2 separate regions of the Homo sapiens genome follow, and region 1 is linked to region 2. Evidence: read pairs that join two places in POLR2A ChIA-PET (ENCODE). Cell type or tissue: OCI-LY7. All regions are shown on one strand. Each heading gives the region's core, and the rest is flanking DNA. Links, peaks and the distances in the headings are about the cores only. Region 1 overlaps LUZP1 (leucine zipper protein 1). Region 2 holds the start of RPL11 (ribosomal protein L11).

Evidence for each region. ChIA-PET counts read pairs that join two places held together with the same protein. Peaks named below come from ENCODE experiments on the same cell type or tissue, not always from the same donor. Only the 100,000 strongest peaks of a DNase experiment are listed, where the experiment ranks them.
Region 1: POLR2A ChIA-PET joins it to region 2 with 10 read pairs; 3 of 35 experiments call an interaction of 5 or more read pairs at or near these places.

What each region holds. Positions count from the first base shown.
Region 1 is chr1:23,155,335-23,158,247 of GRCh38, reverse strand. The region is part of intron 1 of LUZP1 (leucine zipper protein 1); the gene reads left to right. Among named protein-coding and RNA genes, the nearest start is that of LUZP1, 12 kb to the left of the region's middle. In OCI-LY7, for the core only: no CTCF peak of the experiment used is centred there; no DNase peak of the experiment used is centred there; H3K27ac peaks cover 493 bases.
Region 2 is chr1:23,690,557-23,693,469 of GRCh38, reverse strand. It overlaps RPL11 (ribosomal protein L11), which reads right to left and starts at 1,664. Exons shown (of 6, transcript NM_000975.5): 1 at 1,641-1,664; 2 at 711-861. The coding sequence starts at 1,646. RefSeq lists an enhancer at 1,383-1,702. In OCI-LY7, for the core only: CTCF peaks have their summits at 1,066 and 1,816; DNase peaks (open chromatin) are centred at 1,239 and 1,739; H3K4me3 peaks cover 1,978 bases; H3K27ac peaks cover 1,773 bases.

The DNA of each region.
Region 1 (2,913 bases), core at 183-2,682, 540 kb after region 2:
AATAACCATATTAAATACTGTGCCTTCAGGGGCACTCTGGAAGCAAATATAATGGAAGTATGAGTTTAAATGTTTAAATTAGACAATTTCAGTTGTTTTTCATTACTTTTCAGTATCATTTGACTGCTTTTACACAGATCTGGTATGATATTTCACATTTCCAATTTTGTTACTATGTAGTTTCATAGTCATCTCTGGGGCAACTGTAAGGTATTATGACTGCCTTTTTTTTTAAAGAGACAGGTTCTCATTCTGTTGCCCAGGCTGGAGTGCGGTGGCTCAATAATAGCTCACTACAACTTTGAACTCCTGGGCTCAAGCGATCCTCCTGCCTCAGCCTCCTGAGTAGCTAGGGCTACTAGTGCATGCCACCATGCCTGGCTAATTAAATTTTTTTTTTTTTGGTAGGGGCAAGATTTATGTATTATTTTTGTTTTGTTTTGTTTTGTTTTGTTTTGAGATGGAGTCTCCCTCTATGGCTCATGCTGGAGTGCAGTGGCGCGATCTTGGCTCACTGCAACCTCCGCCTCCTGGGTTCAAGCTATTCTTCTGCCTCAGCCTCCTGAGTATCTGGGATTACAGGCACCCACCACCACGCTGGGCTAATTTTTGTATTTTTAGTAGAGATGAGGTTTCACTGTGTTGTCCAGGCTGGTCTTGAACTCCTGACCTCAGGTGATCTGCCTGCCTTGGCTTCCCAAAGTGCTGGTATTATAGGCATGAGCCACCGTGCCTGGCGAGACAGGTCTTGATATGTTACCCAGGCTGATCTTGAATTCCTGGCCTCAAACGATCCTCCTGCCTCAGCCTTCCAAGGTGCTGGGATTATAGGTAGGCACCACTGTGCCTGGCCTAGGACGGCTTTTTAAAAACAAACATCAGAACTCTCCAAATGGGAAGTTATTTTTTTTTTATTGAGACAGGGTCTCACTCTGTTACCCAGGCTGGACTCCAGTGGCATGATCACAGCTCACTGCAGCCTTGAACTCCCGGGCCCTAGCAGTCCTCTCACTTTAGCCTCCCTAGTAGCTAGGACTATAGGCACGCACTACCACATCTACTAATTCTTGTATCTTTTGTTAGAAATGGGATTTTGGCATGTTGCCAGGCTGGTCTGCAACTCCTGGGCTCAGTGATCCTCATACCTTGGCCTTCCAAAATGTTGGGATTACAGGCGTGAGCCACTGCTCCCTGCCTTGGAAAGTTATGTATTTATTTTAGTGACATTTCCAAATTCTGAAATATTTGGTATATTTCTTTTGAATTTGTCTTTAGAGCATATTACGTGTTCTTAATTCTGGTAAGTCATCATTGTGCAGGTGCTTATATTTAACTTTTGGAGATAGGAAAGTCTGGTGAAGGAAGTGAGTGGTCAGCATTGTTTTTGGCCACAAATGAAATGTTATTCTAAAAGGTGGAGACTAGCATTTTGTGTGTGTGTGAGGTTTGTCTTTGAGAATCCTATAAATGGCACGTCAAAAAAGTTTTGAGTCTTGGCCACATGATTGGAAGATGCGCCCAGTCATCCCAATCCTTGGAAGGTCTTACCTCCCAAGATGGCGCCATTGAATAACAGCACTTGTTTTCAGTGCTGAAACCTCTATAAAACAAATCATGGTATGAATATGACCCATATTACAATTAAATTGGAATTCTCTTAATGAAAACATTAGGTTGTATTAATGTCACTGTGATTTTATTTATAACGTTAATAAATTAATATTGTTAAATTTTGTCTAAGAAAGGAACATGTTTAGTCTGCTGACAGGCAAATCTGTGTAGGAACAGATTCGAACTGAAGTATAATTAAAGGGTGAAATGTATTTTTCTGGCCCACTTTCCAATGCTTTATTTTTTGTTTTTATTTTTTGAGACAGTCTCGCTCTGTTGCCCAGGCTGGAGTGCAGTGGCATGATCTCGGCTCACTGCAACTTCTGCCTCCTGGGTTCAAGCGATTCTCCTGCCTCAGCCTCCCCAGTAGCTGGGATTACAGGCTCATGCCACCATGCCTGGCTAATTTTTGTATTTTTAGTAGAGACAGGGTTTCACCATGTTGGCCAGGCTGGTCTCGAACTACGACCTCAAGTGATTCACCTGCCTTGGCCTCCCAAAGTGCTGGGATTACAGGTGTGAGCTACCGTGCCTGGCCGGCTTTATTTGCATAGGCTTTCTACAGATGCTGAAGAACTCAAATAGAAAAATGGTATCATTTACCTTGGTCTGACAGCATTTTTCTGTTTCTAAACATAAATCTCTGTTTTTATCTAGTTTCAAGTTAACTGGTAACGTTAACTGTTGAGATAAAGTTAATTTTTGGTTAAGTCCTGGAACAGCTTTATCAAAAATGTGCTGTTTTCCCAATTATCTGCGGGTATTTATCTGATTTAGGCCATTTTAGTGATTCACCAGTGAATGAGCAGCTCATTTAAGTGTTAATTTTTTTTTAGATGGAGTTTCACTCTTGTTGCCCAGGCTGGAGTGAGTGCAATGGCACGATCTTGGCTCTCGGGTTCAAGTGATTCCCTCATCTCAGCCTTCCGAGTAGCTGGGATTACAGGCACCCGCCACCACGCCTGGCCCATTTAAGTTTATAATTCAGATATTTTGAAGAATTCTTAGTCATTGAGGACTAATGATGAAACCAGTTGCTGACTTCTATATGACAGCTACAGTACTTAAGTACCTTTTATGTGTTTATTTAATCTCTTTTCAGCAACCCATTAGGGTAGATATTAATGAGGATAACTATTATTATCCTCATTTTGCAGAGGAAAAAACTAAGTCCCTAAGATGTGAGATCGGTTTGACCCAAGGTCAGTGCCAAGCTAGGATTTGACCTTGAGTTTACTCTTGAACATTACATTGTTTTAACACATAATGATTTTATGAACTGTGTACTGCCCTGTAAGTAAA
Region 2 (2,913 bases), core at 267-2,766:
TACTATTTGCTGAAACCTTATTGTACTGTTATCCATATTTTACAGGTGAGGTTTTGAGAGGTTTATTAACTTGCCAAACATCACAGCTGGTAACAAAAAGCAGGAGTGGAATCCAAAGACTTGCCATATTTCACTGTCCTAAAGCAACTACACATGTACAACTCATTTTATCTTCCACAATTATAAAGTATTACCCTCTTTATGCAAAGAAAAAAGCAGAGGTCCAGAGAGCCCAGAGTCAGACCAGCAAATGGTGAAGCCATCACTCAAACCCAGGCAATCTGTATACAACTTTTGAGATAGGGTCAACCAGGCTGGAGTGCAGTGGCACTAATATAGGCCACTGAAGCCTCATGCTCCCGTACAGCCCTGTTCTTAATGCAGCCTATATAACCCTAACTGCTAATCAGATCTAATGATCTTTACTTCGTTCCTGACATTTCCACTCTATCTCATATCCTAGTTACTTAGGAAAATCTTTACTTGGGCTAGTCTTAGCTTAAGATCTGCTCAAATAAAATCTAGTGTTCCAATCCCACACGCCATCTTGAATAAAAAAAAAAAAAAAAGACACCTCTTGGCCGGCTCATGAATTTAATGCTTTAAGTGATGCCGACTGTCACTTTCTAAACAGACTCGACAGCAGGTAAATCAAGAAACAACCAAGCGACCCAAGCAGGCAAACCCTGTATGTCCTTGTGACTACTCACCTTTGGAAAACACAGGGGTCTGCCCTGTGAGCTGCTCCAACACCTTGGCTGCTCGCGTCAGTCTGTCTCCACTCTCCCCAACACAGATGTTGAGACAGAGTTTGCGGATGCGAAGTTCCCGCATGGGGTTCTCCTTTTCACCTTGATCCTGCTGCAACAGGGAAGAGCAGCAGTCAATACACTCACAGCTGAGGGCCCTGAGTTTTACTACTTTCTATCTGCACAGCATTTTTATTTCTGCTCATCCCAAATCGTAACGAAGACCCTGAATGTTTAAAAGGTATAATGTTTAGGGGACATCAAGGGAAGAAGACAGCTCGGAACCTATCCTTCCTCCACGAACGGAACGGGTGAAGAGAAAACTCAGGACAGTTATTGAGTGTTAAAAGATACGGACACTGAGATCGAACCCTAAGAGGCTCAGGGTAACAAAGAGCGCCCCCATTGTAAGGCCAACTAAGGGGAGTGAGCGAAGAAACAGAACTTAATTGCTCAGTTAACAGGAAACACGTGGTTATGCGACGTCCAGCATCCTATTCGGAAGCTGTCTAAAGGCTGGCACCTTCCCTAAGCGGAGCAACCGACTAAGGTTTCCTAGCACCGAGCAAGTCTCAAGTCCCCGGGACCAGGAAAAGGCCCGGACCCCCCTGCCTCAGAACCCTCCATTCACCCCATCTGCCCCCGCTGCAGCCTCCTGACCGTGCTTCTGAGCACTCCGGGCAAGTGCCCGGAGCCGCTCCTAAAACGATGGCAGGGAAAGTGACAGAATTCAACCCTGCGTCCTTGGCTCGAACGGCTCTGCTAGTTTTGGGCCAGCAGGCATTGCGGGCTCCATATTCCTCGGGCTGCGGGCGAAGTAGCCCCCGCAGGCTCGGCCTGCCATGGATGGCGACGGATAAAGGAAAGCAAATCCAGGTCCCAGCTACTCACCGCCATGATGGAGAGCAGGAAGAGAAAGCGGAGCTTCCGGCCGAGGGCCTTATGGGCCAGGAGGCGGGCTCTTTTCCCAGGCTAACCACAGAGATGAAGACGAGGAAGAGAGGCGCATTTGGCAAAGCCCTGCAGCGTCGGCTTCTCCCTTGTGGGTAGTGCTAGCCACTGCAGGCGACGCTGGCTGAAGACCGGGATCTGGGTTTTCCAAAAATAGTTTTTGAAAGCTCCCGAATCAGCACGTCCTTGAGTTTCCGGACCTTGAGGACGTTCTCTCCTCCCAGTGTCACGAGCTGGTGGTCCTTGTGTGATGAGAACGCCAAAACTACATTAAATCAATCATGCAAATTATGACGCAAATTTATTCTGTAACAACGTAAACAAATATAATTTATTTATTTATTTATTTTTTGAGACGGAGCCTCGCTGTGTCACCCAGGTTGAAGTGCAGTGGCGCGATATCGGCTCACTGCAACCTCCGCCTCCCGGGTTCAAGCGATTCTCCTGCCTCAGCCTCCCAAGTAGCTGGGATTACAGGCACGCACCACCATACCGGTCTAATTTGTTTGTATTTTTAGTAGAGATGGGGTTTCACCATGTTGGTCGGGCTGGTATGGAACTCCTGACCTCAAATGATCCACCCGCCTTGGCCTCCCAAAGTGCTGGGATTACAGGCGTGAGCCACCACTCCGGGCACAAATAGAATTTATACAAACGGAAAGGAGTGGTGGTTTAAGAGTCCCGAGCTTGAAGACAGGCAGATGTGGTCCTGTCTCGACCAGCTAGTAGCTATGTGACCTTGGGCAAGTTACTACAGGGTGCGTATTCCTAACCTGAAAAGCCTGGGACCAGACGGTTTTTAGATTTGGGATTTTTCCGGATTATGGAATATTCGCATAAACATAATGAGATATCTTGGGGATGGAACCCAAGTCTGAATATGAAATTAATTTATGTTCCATATACACCTTATACACATAGTCTGAAGGTAATTTTATACAATATTTTAAGTAAGTTTGTGCATGAAACAAAGTTTGTGTACATTGAACCATCAGAAAGCAAAGGTGTCACTATCTCAGCCACCCTTGTGGACAATCTCTGGTTGGTTGGCCTAACCATTTTTCCAGACTGTAAATGTATATGCTATTGATAAGCAATACTTTCTTACGCTTATTCACATATAAGTACTTAACAGCGGCCGGGCGCGGTGGCTCACGCCTGTAATCCCAGCACTTTGGGAGACCGAGACGGGCGGATCGCGAGGTCAGGAAAT